Regions from separate parts of the Homo sapiens genome. Here region 1 is linked to region 2. A link is a loop called in an ENCODE intact Hi-C map of the cell type or tissue named here. Cell type or tissue: K562. All regions are shown on one strand. Each heading gives the region's core, and the rest is flanking DNA. Links, peaks and the distances in the headings are about the cores only.

Region 1 (8,340 bases), core at 248-8,247, 160 kb before region 2:
TTGATCAGTTCTTTTTAATTTTGTCTGAATTCCATTCAAACAAAACATTAGAAAATGAAACATTGGGCCAGGCGCAGTGGCTCACGCCTGTAATCCCAGCACTTTGGGAGGCTGAGGCAGGTGGATCACAAGATCAGGAGTTTAAGACCAGCCTGGCCAATATGGTGAAACCCTGTCTCTACTAGAAATACAAAAATTAGACAGGCGTGGTGGCAGGCAACTGTAACCCCAGCTACCCGGGAGGCTGAGGCAGGAGAATTGCTTGAACCCGGGAGGTGGACGTTGCGGTGAGGCGAAAATCGTGCCATTGCACTCCAGCCTGGGTGACAGAGTGAGACTCTGATTCAAAAAAAAAAAAAAAAGAAAAAAAGAAAATGAAACACTGATTTAGATTATCTAAATGGTGGATTTCCAACTTTTGAGTATGGAGAACCCCTTTTTAAGATAGATAGATGATAGATAGATAGATAGATAGATAGATAGATAGATAGATAGATAGATAGATAGATGATAGATAGATAATCAGACATCCATGTGATTGGATTGTGTTTAGTGTCCACTGATTTTTTTAAGTGATATACAATGGGAAGAAGCTACTTTATGTCAGTAATACTTTTAATTTCTGTGTTATTAATCCTGTCAATGTCTGTATTCATTTTTTAAATAGAACACTAGAAGAGTAGGACATAACACTTTCTTAGTCTATAGCTCTTGTATGGTGAGGTTTTGGATTTGCAGAAACTCTATGGCCACTCAAGGGCCTGTGGATCTGAAGTTGGGAATCATTGATCTAGATGACAGAAGATGCCCTAGATTGTTGTTTTCCATTGGTTTATATAAACCCTGAACAATGAGGATTCCCTTGATGGTGGCTGGAAACTCATCCCCCAGGCTGCACTTATGAGGCTCTCTCAAGAAGAGGGTCAGCTGGATGCAGTGGCTTATGCCTGTAGTGCCAGCTACTTGGGAGGCCAAGGTGAGAGGATTGCTTGAGCCCAGGGGTTCGAGGCCAGCCTGGGCAACATAGGGATACCACCCCCCCCGACCCCCCGCACCATCTCTAAAAAGAATGAAAGAGTGTCTTCTGGTCTCCTGCCCTCATGAAGATAATCTTTATTCTTCCATAGATTTTTATGACATCTGCGACGAGGACTGCCATGGCAGCTGCTCAGATACCAGCGAGTGCACATGCGCTCCAGGAACTGTGCTAGGCCCTGACAGGCAGACATGCTTTGGTAAGAAACTCATCAAAGGTAGAATCAGGCTATTAGGATCGAAAGGACAAATCAAAAACTCTTCCTGCCTCAGAGCACCATCATTTTCCCAGTGTGTGTCTCCAAACACTTGGAATGGTGTTTGCTTTTTAGTTTATGCCTGGACCGAAAGCCCCACGCCAAATTTGTATCATGATTAGGGACAGCAGAGAATTGTGCCCTCCACTAGGGTAGCCACAGATGGCCATGGTGCACTTGAAATGTGGCTAGTGTGACTGAAAAACTGAATTTTAATTTTATTTTAATTTTAAAAGTGATGTTTGGCTACACACGGTGGCTCGCACCTGTAATCCCAGCACTTTGGGAGGCTGAGGCTGACAGATGGCTTGAGCCCAGGAGTTTGAGACCACCCTGGGCAACAAAGAAAAAACTCATCTCTACAAAAAATATGAAAATTATGTGGGTATGATGGCAGGTACCCATAGTCTCAGCTCCTCAGGAGGCTGAGGTGGGAGGATCACTTGAACTTGGGAGTTCAAGGTTACAGTGAGCCATGGTTACACCACTGCTCTCTAGCTTGGGTGAAAGAACGAGACTCTGTTTCTAAAAATAATAATAATATCTTTAATATTGGTTATATATCAAAGTGAAAATATTTTGCATATAATTGGGTTATATAAAATATATTATTAAAATTAATTTCGCCAGTTTATTTTTAAAAAATTTTAATATGACTACTAAAAAATTTTAAATATGTAATTTGCTTTATATTTCTGTTGAACAGCACTGGTCTGGTCTAGAATTATCTAAGGACTTACTCCTCTAGCTTCACTGATACAATTTTGGTTGTTCTGAGTAGCAAGAAAGATGAGTCAGATTGTCTGTAGGAAATCCAGAGTTCTTGAATTTTATATTATGTTGTCTATAACTAGAAGAGAACAGAGATGAAAACCCCAAGATTGAATATTATTTCTCTTTCTCTTTAATGTTATGAAGCTTTTTGGATTCAGACTCAAATAGATTTAAAACAAGTCTAGAGAGAAAGGGGAAGATTGCCCTACCCTGGTCCCCCAAGAAGAACAGTAACAGGTCAGGATTGAGGTAGGAGATTAAGGTGAAAGGAGCATAAAAGGCTTATTGGTTTTTGTTTGTTTGTTTGTTTGTTTTTGAGACAGGATCTTGCTCTGTCGCCCAGGCTGGAGTGCAGTGGTGTGATCTCAGCTCATTGCAGCTTCGACATCCTGGGCCCAAGTAGCTTCTTGTTTTAGAAAAGCTTTTGCTCTTCAGTCTCCTAAATGAGCCAGGGGCAATGGCTCATGCCTGTAATCCCAGCGCTTTGAGAGGACGAAGCAAGAGGATTGCTTGAGGCCGAGTTTAAGACTAGCTTGGGCAACATAGTGAGACCCCATCTCTATAAAATAAAAATAAATTAGCCAGACATGGTGGCAGCCTTCCAAAGTAGCTGTAGTCTCAGCTGAGGTAGGTGGATTGCCTGAGCCCAGGAATTTAAGGCTGCCATCAGCTCTGATTGTGTCACTGCACTCCAGCCAGGGCGAAAGAGCAAGACCCTGTCTCTGAAAAACAAAACAAAACAAAACAAAACATAAATACTTCAATAAATAAAGCCTCCTAAATGAACCCCACTGACCATCCTGTGAAGCATGTTTCGGCTCTGCCATAGGCGTTGTTAGGGATCTCGTGTGATTGATTTTGAGTATGTGATTTAATGCTAAATGCCTTGGGGTAGGGGCAATAGTGGTTCCTGAAGTCTCTGCCCACCCTCATGTATTTCTGTTCAAAAATATTTGGCTTTATTTTAAGCCAGGAGTTGTTCATGCATTTCTTTGCTTTTGTTTTAATATAACTTTTGAAGAGGTAATACGTTTAAATGGTTCCCAAATTAAACAACATGAAAAAGTATACAGCAAACTGTCCAGCTCTCAGTCACCCTCTTGCCCCATTTCCCTCTTCCCCAACTCCATCCCAAGGAAACGGCTGTATTATTTTCTTATATGTGCTTCCAGGGTTTCTACAGTCAGATTTAAAAATGTAAATATATATATGTGTATTAGTCTGTTCTCATGCTGCTAGTAAAGGCATACCCAAGCCTGGATTTATAAAGGAAATTTATAAAGGAAAGAAGTGTAATTGACTCACCCTTCCACATTGCTGAGGAGGCCTCACAATCATGGCAGAAGATGAATGAGAAGCAAAGTCACATCTTACATGGCAGCAGGCAAGAGAGCATGTGTAGGGGAACTCCCATTTATAAAACCATTGGATTTCGTGAGACTTACTTACTACCAAGAGAACAGTGTGGGGGAAATTGCACCCATGATTCAATTATCTCCACCTGGCCCCACCCTTTACACATGGGGACTATTACAATTCAAGGTGAGATTTGGGTGCAGACACAGCCAAATCATATCAATATGTTTACTTATTGGCCATTTTTAAACATCAAAGGTAGCATATCATTCACATCTCTTCCTTAATTTATCTTAGACAATCTTTTTCTATCAAAGCCCCAAGTTCCTATGTGGGGTCTGTGGGACTTCAGGGAGATGGTGAATCCTCTGAAATTGTAGACAGTGTTTTGTGTTTGTAAGCATGTGTCAATTTTCCTTTAGTTTTTATTTAAATGTAATAATTTTAATTATTTTAAATTATATAATTTGTTCAGGCAGCATACAAGAAAATAATATAACAGACACTCATGTACCTAGATTTAACTAGAGTTAAGTTTTGCTTCCTTTTTGTTTTTCTTTTCTTTTTTTTTGAGATGGAGTTTCACTCCTGTTGCCCAGGCTGGAGTGCAATGGCACAATCTCGACTCACTGCAACCTCCACCTCCCAGGTTCAAGTGATTCTCCCGCCTCAGCCTCTAGAGTAGCTAGGATTACAGATGCTCACCACCATGCCTGGCTAATTCTTTTGTATTTTTAGTAGAGACAGGGTTTCACCATGTTAGCCAGGCTGGTCTTGAGCTCCTGACCTCAGGTGATCCACCCACCTTGGCCTCCCAAAGTGCTGGGATTACAGGCGTGAGCCACCATGCCCAGCCCCCTTTTTCTTTTAATTTAAATACAATTTTGTAAATACAGTAAAGCCATCCCACCCCATCCTGCTTTCTTCTCTCAGCCTCCAGGGGTAATCATTGTTTTGAAATTAACATGTGTTCTTCTCATCCCATTTTAATGCTTTTATTATTTATGTATGTACCCATAACAATAGATAGCATTGTTTTGTGTGTTCTTAGAATTAACATAAAAATGATACCTTACCCAATGTGTGAGATTTTCTCTAGCAGGTACCCATAAGAATGGAACTGCTGGGGCATAGAGTATCTTCACTGGCTATAACAATAAACCCCAAATAATGATGGGTTAAATAAGTAGAAGTTTATTTCTCTCTCATATTAAAAAAAAAATCAGTCCTAAGGGAGGAGACCACCCCTCATATTGTCTTATGCCTAATTTCTGCCTCCAAAAAAAGAAGAAGTAAGAACTAAAAGACAGAAATGAAATCCACAGGCAGACAGCCCGGCGCCACACCCTGGGCCTGGTAGTTAAAGATCGACCCCTGACCTAACCGGTTATGTTATCTATAGATTACAGACATTGTATGGAAAAGCACTGTGAAAATCCCTGTCCTGTTCTGTTCTGTTCTGATTACCGGTGCCTGCAGCCCCCAGTCACGTACGCCCCTGCTTGCTCAATCGATCATGACCCTCTCACGCAGACCCCCTTAGAGTTGTAAGCCCTTAAGAGGGACAGGAATTGCTCACTTGGGGACCTCAGTTGTTGGAGACCTGAGTCTTGCCGGAGCTCCCGGCCGAATAAAGCCCTTCCTTCTTTAACTCGCTGTCTGAGGGGTTTTGTCTGCGGCTTGTCCTGCTACAGTCCAAGATAAGCAGTCCAGGCTTGGAATAGAGGCTTCTAAGTGACCTACCCAAGCACGGATGTCACCATGTCTACATCCAGGAAGGCTGTGGGCCTCTAACCATCTACTTTCCAGGCAGTATAATGAGGAAAGGGAAAGAAGGAGCCCTGATAAAGATTCTTAATATTATCAACATTTTGCATTTCTACAAGTTCTGTTTGTTTGTTTTCAGTTCTGCCTTGTCTTTTTACACACTTCTTTTATTTTGCTTATTATCCTTTCTTTTATCTTTTTACTAATTCTTTAAATACTTGTATTATGGATTTTTCTGGATAATTCTGTTATCTCCAGTTCAAAGCCTCTAATTATCACGATAATGCTCTCTCACAGTGGATCATCCCTCATGTAAGTGTCTTGTGGCAGACCATCTTCTGTTGTAGTTTTTTCTGTAGGACACCACTCGTGTCATCTGGTATCTTTGTTTAGTGTTGCTATAAAGGAATACCTGAGGCTGGGTAATTTATAAAGAAAATGGGTTTATTTGGTTTATGATTCTGCTGGCTGGGAGACTGAGCATCTGGGGAGGGCCTCAGGCTGCTCCCACTCATGGAGGAAGGTGAAGGGTGCTGGCATGTGCAGAGATCTCATGGCAAGACAGGAAGTGAGAGTGAGAAGGGGGAGGTGGCAGGCTCCTTTTAAACACGCTGAAACTAATCTAATAGAGCAAGAACTCACTTATTACTGCAAAGACAGCACCAAGCCATTCACAGGGGACTTGCCTCCAAGACCTGAACACCTCTCATTAGGCCTCACCTCCAACATCGAGATCAAATCTCAATATGAGGCCAGGCACTGAGGCTCATGCCAGTAATCCCAGCACTTTGGGAGGCCAAGGCAGGTGGATCACTTGAGGTCAGGAGTTCATGACCAGCCTGGCCAACATGGTGAAATCCTGTCTCTACTAAAAATACAAAAATTAGCTGGGCGTGGTGGTGCGTGCCTGTAATCCCAGCTACTCGGAAGTCTGAGGCAGGAGTATCGCTTGAACCTGGGAGGCAGGGGTTGCAGTGAGCAGAGATCACACCACTGCACTCCAGTCTGGGTGACAGAGGCTCCGTCTCAAAAAAAAAGAAAAATCTCGCTATGAGATTTGGAGGGGTCAAATATCCAAACCACAGCACCTGGTTTGAGGAAGTTTTACACAGAGCACTTTTTCAAATGCTCCTGTCAGCATCACAGATGCTTTATCAGACCTAGGCCAAATTTTCCATCAATTTCTCAGCTTCAAGTTTCCCCATACCATGTGGGAAGTGTAAAACCGTACTTCAGCCATGGCAGAGCCCTGGCTTGGGGCTTCCATTGCTTGTGAAGGCTTTTCTTTCTCCTAGAGCCTTGGGCAGAGTTTCCTTATTGCTTCCCTGGGCCACTGGGCAAAGTTCTCCCCATCTCATTGAGGGGATACATCTTCTGGGGTCCTAGACTTAAGCAGGGTTTCAGTCACAGCTTATCTCCTCTCCTGGGGCCAAGGTCATGCCTCCTGTCATCGCATGGGTGTTTAACCCCAGTCCTTGGTTTATGTCCTATCTAGGCCTGTTATTCCTGAGGACTATGACAAATTTAGCTCCCAAGCTTCCTTTTCCTTGTTTGTAGAAAGAAAAGCATAGACATTTGCTGCCAACTGTGCATTTTTTTACAAGAGTCCATACCTTTCATCAGATTCTTAAAAAGGTTAGCAATCATTGCTTAAGTACAGAGTGAGAATATACTAATTTAAAAAACAGATTTTGAGGGTAATAGTTCATGTTACAAAAGAAAATTGCCTTACAAAATATTTTATCAGCTATTTCCTTCTGTAATGGAAGCTCCTTTCATGACTTAAAACAATTTACTTTATAAGTTTGTATTTATTTAGCAACTTCTCAGGAACTCATTAAAGAAAGTGAAATTCACCAATACAAATAGGTAGGTGTACCCACGACTCAAAAGGAACTTCATTTTCCCATTGTTTTTCCCTGAAGAGAAGGTAATTGGCAAGCAATTAGGTACCTTCCACTCAGCAAAGGGCAGATGAACCAATAACGTGGTTGAGGAGATCAGGTGGATGGGAGTGATGATACTGGATCAGAGGGGGAGCTGGATGGTGGAAGGTGCATCAACAGGATCTGAAAAGATGTGGAAATTCTGCCCGGGGGGTTGGGAAAAGGCTGAATCACTCAGCAGTATAGAAACAGTGTGGTTTCTCTTCTGCAGATGAAAATGAATGTGAGCAAAACAACGGTGGCTGCAGTGAGATCTGTGTGAACCTCAAAAACTCCTACCGCTGTGAGTGTGGGGTTGGCCGTGTGCTAAGAAGTGATGGCAAGACTTGTGAAGGTGAGAATGGGCAAAAAGGGACCCAAATCAAGAGCCCAGAGGAAGCCACTGGCTTATTCTCTGATGTTCAGGAAACTGCCTTAGTGTCCGAAGAGAGCAACCGTTTGGCTGTGCAAAGAAATGACAAAAGGCGTTCATCAACATTGAGAATACTCACGCTATGGACAGAATTCAGTTTTGATTTTGTCTCTAAGATTTAACAGGAGGGAATTTTGCAAGAGGCAGAAAGCCACATTTTTATGTGAGAAATAAAAATAGGGTGTTCTGGCCAGGTGCAGTGGTTCATGCCTGAAATCACAGCACTTTGGGAGGCTGAAGTGGGAGGATCACTTGAGGCCAGGAGTTTAAGACCAGCCTGGGCAACATAGTAAGACACTACCTCTACAGAAAATTAAAAAATAAAAATTAGTTGGGTATGGTAGTGCATGCTTGTAGTCCCAGCCACTCAGAAGGCTGAGGCAGTAGGATTACTTGAGCCCAAGAGTTTGAGGCTGCATTAAGCTATGATTGCGCCACTGCACTCCAGCCTGGGCAACAGAGAGAAAATATCTCAAAAAAAAAAGGAGGGTGGATATTTGGTATTTCTCAAACTTTAATGTGCCCACGAATCACTTAGGATCTTGTCAAAATGCAGATTCTGATTTAGTAGGTCTGAGATCAGGTCAAGATATTGCATTTTTAAACAAGTTCTAGGAGTCAGCTATGCTGCTGGTCCAAGGAGCACACCTGGACTGGCCAGGTAATAGAGGCAGTAGCATAACCACTGGCCGACAGCTGTGTTTCCCAAACTTCCCTGCTGCTGAGAAGCACCTGGGGCTTTTACGCTTAGCCCCTCCCAGACCCTCTCCTGGAGCCTTGGCTTCAGAGGAGC
Region 2 (8,340 bases), core at 118-8,117:
CTAAAAGCGAGGAAATAAGGAATATATAGGCAGATATATCAATTTAATGGAATAGCATTTTTCATTAAGAAAGATAATTTCAATGCTATAGAGAAAATTATAATAAATTTAAAAATAGAAAATATGAACAAATAAGATATCCTAGGCCAGGCGTGGTGGCTCACGCCTGCAATCCCAGCACTTTGGGAGGCCGAGGCAGGCGGATCACCTGAGGTCGGAAATTCGAGACCAGCCTGGCCAACATGGTGAAACCCTGTCTCTACTAAAAATATAAAAATCAGCCAGGCATGGTGGCGGGTGCCTGTAATCCCAGCTACTCAGGAGGCTGAGGCAGGAGAATCACTTGAACCTGAGAGGCAGAGGTAGCAGTGAGCCAAGATCACGCCATTGCGGTCCAGCCTGGGCAACAACAATGAAACTCCATCAAAAAATAAATAAATTAATAAATAAAAATAAAAAATACCCCAACAAAGAGCAGGCATATTGGAATGGGAAAAACAAAAGACCTTCCAAAAATCATAAAGATAACCAACGACAGTTCAAAACTCATTAGGCTGGTTAAAATGTAGATTAAGGCCGAGTGCGTGGCTCACGCCTGTAATCCCAGCAGTTTGGGAGGCTGAGGCAGGCGGATCATGAGGTCAGGAGATTGAGACCATCCTGGCTAACACGGTGAAAGCCTGTCTCTACTAAAAATACAAAAACTTCGCCGGGCGTGGTGGCGGATGCCTGTAGTCCCAGCTACTCAGGAGGCTGTGGCAGGAGAATGGTGTGAACCCAGGAGACAGAGCTTGCAGTGAGCCAAGATCACGCCACTGCACTCCAGCCTGAGTGACAGAGCAAGACGCTGTCTCGAAAAAAAAAAAAAAAATAGATTAAACACAACTAAAAAGAAAATAATAAATCCAGCAGAGAGAGCTGAATAAATTATCATGGCATAAACTACCCAGAATGCAGTAGAGAGAGATAAAAACATGAAATGCTAGTTAAAACACAAAGACAAGGCCGGGCGCGGTGGCTCACGCCTGTAATCCCAGCACTTTGGGAGGCCGAAGCAGGCAGATCATGAGGTCAGGAGATCGCGATCATCCTGGCTAACATGGTGAAACCCCGTCTCTACTAAAAATACAAAAAATTAGCCGGGCGTGGTGGTGGGTGCTTGTAGTCCCAGCTACTTGGGAAGCTGAGGCAGGAGAATGGCATGAACCTGGGAGGTAGAGCTTACAGTAAGCCAAGATGGCGCTACTGCACTCCAGCCTGGGCGACGGAGCGAGACTCCATCTCTTAAAAAAAACAAAAACAAAAACAAAACACACACAAAGACAAAAAAACTAAAGTCTGTCTACTTGGAATTCTAGAAGAAGAGAACAGAAAGAATATAGATAAGATAGTATTTAAAGAGATAATGGTAGAAAAATTTCCAAAATTAAAATGCATGGAAGTTCAGATTCAGGAAACAAAGAATTCCAAGCCAAACAAAGCACATTTGAGGGCTTCTTAACAATGTGTTTCAAGGAGGAAAATTCCAAAAGGAAAGTCTGAGGTACAATAAAGAATGATGAAAAATGAAAATGGTATACATAAATGCCAGTCTAAATTAAAGAAAAGGGCTGGGCACAGTGGCTCACACCGGTAATTTGAGCACTTTGGGAGGCAGACGGACTACTTGAGCTCAGGAGATCGAGACCAGCCTGGGCAACATGGCGAAAGGCCGTCTTTACTAAAAATACAAAAAATTAGCCGGGCATGGTAGCACACGCCTGTAATTCCAACTACTGGGGAGGCTGAGGCACGAGAATCGCTTGAACCCGGGAAGCGAGGTTGCAGTGGGCCAAGATTGCACCACTGCACTCCAGTCTGGGTGACAGAGCAAGACTCCGTCCAGAAAAAAAAAAAAAAAAAAAAAAAAAAAAAGGTGAATAAAGACAACATTGATAGGGGTGAAACTAAGGGAAAAAAGAAAGGGGATGGTCATGGGACGCGCTCTAGCAGGGTGGCAATCTTTAGATGGTTATTAAGAAATGGGATGAAAAAAGTAGAAACTGATGGGTGTGAAGACAACAGTGACTCCATCTTGCATGCTAATCTACCATGTTCACTTTTGATTAACCTCAGTCCCACGAATGCCTGCTGATTTCTACTTTACTTGCTGTCCTTAGTGTAGGAACATGTACCCACTATAAATCCTGCCTTTAGAGCAAAGCAACCTTGATGTTATCACAAAAATTACAGGCTATGACACGCATAGCATTCTTGCCTGTTCTGGAGCTTGCCTTTGTCCCTACAGAGCATGTACATCCTTTCCCTATGACACTTAAGTCATGGGTCTGGGGACTAACGGTGCAGAGATCTACCTGTCTTGCTACTGCCCAAGACCATGCTTCCATCTCTAAGTTTCCCAATAAATCATCCTCTACTGACAATAAGTAAAAAAAACTGTAGAACCTCCACAAAATAGAGTAATAACACGTAGCTATAAAAAGAAATGAGGATTTCTATACATGAAGTAATGACTGGGGTATATCAATAAATTAAAGCACCAAAGTACATAACAGTATTTATAGTATGCTTTTTTTTTTTTTTTTTTTTGAGACGAAGTCTCACTCTGTTGCCCAGGCTAAAAATGCAGTGGTGCGATGGCTCACTGCAACCTCCGTGCCCCGCCGGGTTCAAGAAATTCTCGTGCCTCACCCTCCTGAGTAGCTGGGATTACAGGTGCCCACCACCACGCTCAGCTAATTTTTGTATTTTTAGTAGGGATGGTGTTTCACCATATTGGCCAGGCTGGTCTCAAACTCCTGACCTCAGGTGATCCACCCACCTTGGCCTCTCAGAGTGCTGGGATTACAGGTGTGAGCCACCACGCCCAGCCAGTACGCTATCTTTTGTGTTTATGTTGAGAGAATATAGGAGTAGATATATATTTGCTTGTATTTTAAAAAACTGGAAATAGTAAAACTAACAAAATGGTCACATAGAAAAAGGAAGGGAATAGGTTGAAAAGTATAAGAATGAAAGTGAGACTTCTATTAATGTACCTTATTAGTCTAGTTTGGACTGTCAAAGAATTTAAAAGTTTTACATAATTAAAAACAATAAATTGGCTGGGCATGGCGGCTAGAGCCTGTAATCCTGACACTTCGGGAGGCCAAGGCAGGAAGATCTCCTGAGCCAGGGAGTTCAAGACAACCCCGGGCAAAATAATGAGACAATATATTTAAAAAAAAAAAAAAAAAAAAAAAAAAAAAAAAAAAAAGGCTGGGCGCAGTGGCTCACGCCTGTAATCCCAGCACTTTGGGAGGCCAAGGCAGGTGGATCATGAGGTCAGGAGATCGAGACCAACCTGGCTAACATGGTGAAACCCCATCTCTACTAAAAATACAAAAAATTAGCCGGGCATGGTGGCGGGCGCCTATAGTGCCAGCTACTCAGGAGGCTGAGACAGGAGAATGGCGTGAACCCGGGAGGCAGAGCTTGCAGTGAGCTGAGATCACGCCACTGCACTCCAGCCTGGGCGACAGAGCAAGACTCCATCTGAAAAAAATAATAATAAAATAAAAATAAATAAAATAAAAAATAAAAAAAAATAGCCAGGTATGGTGGTACTTGCATGCCTGTAGGCCTAACTATTTGGGAGGCTGTGACAGGAGGATCCCTTGAGCCCAGGAGTTCAAGGCTGCACTGAGCTATGATCATGCCACTGCACTCCAGGCCGGGCAACAGAACAAGATATTGTTTCTAAAACAAACAAATGAAAACAATGAATCAAAAGAAAAAACGAGGACAATCCCTAAAAATCTGAGGAAATGAAATAAATGAACTCAACTGTATAACATGTTAAGGGCATAGCCACAAAGAGAAATGAATTACCTCAGATGTCTTTAAAACAAGATTTTGACTGATCATATCTAGAGTGATATATTTTAAGGATATAAAGTACAAAAAAACCTGTATTCAGTAGTCTTAATGTTATTAATAGTATGAATAAAATAGTATGAGTTAATAGTATGAATAAAAGAATAATCATGTTAATATCCTTAGGAACCAAATTTTCAGAAGAAAAGAGATATAAATATAAACCCTGTGGTTTTCAATTTGAACAATATGAACTTACATATTTCCTGTCTCTGTTTATGACAAACTATATAGCAATAATCACCCCTAGAACCTAGCTAGACTCTGCTGCTTAAATGTCATCCCTGTTCAAAGCAATCAAGCCTTGCCAGGCAAGGAGTGGAAAACCTGTAGTCCCAGCTACTCAGAAGGCTGAAGCAGGAAGATCACTTGAGCCCAGGAGTTCCAGGCTGTAGTGCACCATGATCGCATCTGTGAATAGCCACTGCACTCCAGCCTGAGCAACATGGCAAGAACCTATCTCTTAAGGGGGGAAAAAGAAGGGCCAAGGCTCATTGAAGAAATGCCTAGTTCCTACTCTGGAATAGAAACCTGGAAAAAAAACTGTGCCAGAAAGCAAGGAAGTTTCCTCTCTATCAAAGAATAATAACACAGTCAATTCAAAAAAACAAGCCTATCTAAAGATGCTCCCCACTGGCCTAAAATGGGATAATCTGAGATCAAAGTAATACTGAATAGGCTGAAATACAAAAAAAAAATAATAATATCCATATTCATGATATGTCATGAAAATTACAGATCACTACTAAAAATGGTTAGGACACCAACTCATTACTCTGAAAACTGATAAAGAAGACTAATTATAGACTTACCCTGCCTTTCCTATATATAGTTCAGGGTAACCAAATGGTTCATGAAGGATGTTCCTGTTTATAGAATTCCAGTTAATAAAAGTAAAAGGAATAATGGAATGAAAAAAATCATCATTTTGTAACCCCTAATGAAATAGTGGTTCTAGGCAATGATCATCAAAGGCTGCCAAAACCAGTAGATAAAACTTAAGGAGAACTTTATATGGAGGGATCAGGCTCTCATCACCTGAACCTCACTCATCAATCAGCATCATAAAAAGTGGGACAGGACATTAGGTGTTGGTTCACGCAGTTCAAAAGAAAGTTCATAGCGCCACCTATGGAGTTAATTTTAAAATTTAACTCGAATCTAATCAAGCCACAAGCTCTAACCAGTGTGTAGGAAACATAGGCATTAAAGGAACATGTTAACCACCAAAGTAGTCAACTCCAGAATGTGGAACATTCCACATAACATATGACTAGGTTTCCCCAGCTAACCAATGTCATAAAGAGAAAGAAAAAAAAGGAAAAGGGAATAAAAGGGACTTAACAGACATAATTTAAAAAAATACAACTGTAAAACAACAACTTTGAGATCACCAGAGAAATAATATTGACTGGGTATTAAATTATATTAAGGAAATACTGTCGATTTGTTAAGCAGGGAGATAGTAAGTGGTTATGTTACTTTTTTAAAAAGACCAGCTGGGCGCAGGTGACTTATACCTATAGTCCCAGCTACTTGGGAGGCTAAGGCAGGAGGAACACTTGAGCCCAAGAGTTCAAGGCTGCAGTGAGCTATAATGGTACCACTGCACTCTAGCCTGAGCAATAAAGTGAGACCCTGTCTCTAAAAAAAAATTAAAAATAAATTACAAAGACCTACTTGAGGCCAGGAATTCAAGACCAGACTGGGCAACACAGCAATAGCACATCTCTGCAAAAAATTTAAAAATCAGCCAGGTGTGGTGGCACGCACCTATAGTCCCAGCTGTTCAGGAGGCTAAGGCAGCAGGATGGCTTGAGTCCAAAAGTTCAAGGCTGCAGTGAGCTATGATCATGCCAATGCACTCCAGCCTGGCTGATAGAGTGAAATCTTGCCTCAAAAAAATAAATTTTAATAAAGACCTGATCAGTTAGATATGCATGTTGAATTATTTATGGATAAAATGACATGATGTCTAGGATTTGCTCTTAAAATACTCCAACAAAAATGACAGAAAGAAAGGGTGGAAGGAGTAGATAAACCAAGAATGACAAAATGTTTAAAACGTCTGGAGCTTGGTGATGGCATAGGTTCATTATGTTATTACCTTTATTTTTGTGTATGTGTGACATTTGATATTTTCCATAATAAAAGAAATTTTATAAATAATGGAAAAAGGAGAAAGTCATGTCCTACAGGGCTCTTTTTATGCTGTTACACAGAAAATCACATAGTTCCCTTTCTGACACTATAAAAAAAAAATGACAGGTATGTGAAAAAACAACAACAAGCCTACACAAGAAAATATGACTTCTCCAACAACATTTCTCTCAGAATATACAGTTCTGAGACTAAGTCAATATTATACTAGTATAATATTGTATTTGACCAGAAACTACTGGTCAAAGACAGACTAGCCTACATTTTCTCTGATAAAACACATAAAACTGTATATATTTATTAAGTGTCCGATAACATCACAAAGAAAACTGGTAGAGAAACAAACACAACAGTGGTTTCTTTAATAAATTTTGATTGAATACACTTCAAAGAGTCACTAAAATGCCCAGAACCGGACTTAGCTATAACCTATCCAATGGTGGTCACATATGTTTTTAAAAAGATGCTAACAGAAAAGGCATTTATGAGAAATAAATCAAAAGGAAGTAAAGTTATGGGCACGTTTTGCTAGTGATCAGACATTTGCAGACTACAGAAAAGCATGCCCTGGTCTGACAATGAGCTGTTGAATTCCAGTATCAAACAGAGTCCAAGCTTGGAGGTGTATGCACTGGAGGATCACATGACCCAATATAATCAAATATTCAAATCATACAATCATCTCCATTCACTTTTTTTTTCTGGCCCCATTAGTCACTTACAGGCAGTAACTGATTATCAGTATACTCCTAAAATGAAGATGAAGACCCACGTTTTGATGTTTTTCCCTTAAATAATTCTCTATCCCGCCTTCCACTCTAGGAAAGGATACTATCTTAGTGCATTTATGCTCCCATAACAAAATACCAAGGACTGGATAATTTATAAAAAAACAAATTTATTTTCTCACAGTTCTAGAGGCTGGGTAGTCCAAGATTCAAAGCACCAGCGGGTTCAATTGTCTAGTGAGGGCTGCTCTCCACTTCCAAGATGGCACCTTGTTGCTGCATCCTCCAGAGGGGAAGAATGCTATGTCCTCACATGGTGAAGGCTGAAGGGCAAGAGAGCTAGTGGCTGCATAAAGCCTCTTTCATAAGGGCCTTAAATCCCATTCCTGTAGGCCCCACCTCTTAATACCATCACACTGGCCATGAAGTTTCACCACCTAAATTTTGGATGGACATAGTCCAACAACAGCAGATGCTAAGAAACTAACTTCTTAATAGTTTAACATGAGTTAGTTCCAGAAACTAAAGATGCATATTAAATTTTGACAATGCTATTATTTTTTCGGTTACGAGAACTAGTAAACTGAGAAGATGAGCTCATAATGCAGCAATTATAAATGTTTCTCTTAGGGACATGCAAAACACATAAGATGACAGTATGCCATTAATCCACGCAGATAGCACCAATAATTTTTTTTACATGACTTGATATTCTGGCAACATTATTTGAACATGCATGGCAGAGATAGTAGAAGATTTTTAGCTATTCTGCTTTGGTAAAGTATTTCTGCTTGTCTTACTTACTGATCTATTAACAATATTAAAGGCAGACTGCCTGGGAATCTGATTTTAAAATAAATCAAAAGTAATGCAGCATTTGAAAAGGAAGGCTGTTTCCAAAGTAGAGAACATGAGAAGAAAAAGTAGGCAAGAAAACAAAGAAGAAAATGAAATAAGGAAAGTGGTATGGGCAGAAAAAGACTGTAAAAAGCTTCATATAAAAAGCAAACCGAGTTTGATGAGAAACAAGAATAAGTTGTAAATTCCTTTGGTTCAAAGGAAGAGGCATGGATGACTGACATGAACATACCAAATTGAATATAATAAACCAAATTGAAAGTAAACTAACACTAAAGAGTCTTTTAATTTATTGTCACAATAGAAACTATAATATCAGGCCAGGTACAGTGGCTCTTGCCTGTAACCCCACCACTTTGGGAGGCTGCGGGGTGCGGGGGGGTGGATTGCTTGAGCTCAGGAGTTCGAAACCAGCCTGGATAACATGGCAAAACCCTGTCTCTACAAAAAATACAAAAATTAGCTGCTTGTGGTGGCACATGCCTGTAGTCCTGGCTACTTGGGAGACTGAGGTAGGAGGATCACCTTAGCTTGGGAGGTTGAGGCTGTAGTGAGCTGTGATTGTGCCACTGCACTCCAGCCTGGGTTGATAGCAGAGTGAGATCCTGTCTCAAAAAAATAAAGAAAATAAAGAAAATAAACTATAATATCATAGGCACTATAGGAAAAACATTATTTA

Evidence for each region. A loop is a pair of places that touch in the nucleus more often than their neighbours do. Peaks named below come from ENCODE experiments on the same cell type or tissue, not always from the same donor. Only the 100,000 strongest peaks of a DNase experiment are listed, where the experiment ranks them.
Region 1: a loop joins it to region 2, with 2.2 times the contacts of the local background. A loop is called at or near these places in 2 of 110 quality-filtered maps.

What each region holds. Positions count from the first base shown.
Region 1 is chr10:72,899,250-72,907,589 of GRCh38, forward strand. It overlaps OIT3 (oncoprotein induced transcript 3), which reads left to right. Exons shown (of 9, transcript NM_152635.3): 3 at 1,128-1,235; 4 at 7,347-7,469. Among named protein-coding and RNA genes, the nearest start is that of OIT3, 9.7 kb to the left of the region's middle. In K562, for the core only: no CTCF peak of the experiment used is centred there; a DNase peak (open chromatin) is centred at 5,154.
Region 2 is chr10:73,056,206-73,064,545 of GRCh38, forward strand. All of the region lies in intron 5 of P4HA1 (prolyl 4-hydroxylase subunit alpha 1), which reads right to left. Among named protein-coding and RNA genes, the nearest start is that of P4HA1, 36 kb to the right of the region's middle. In K562, for the core only: a CTCF peak has its summit at 5,040; a DNase peak (open chromatin) is centred at 5,036.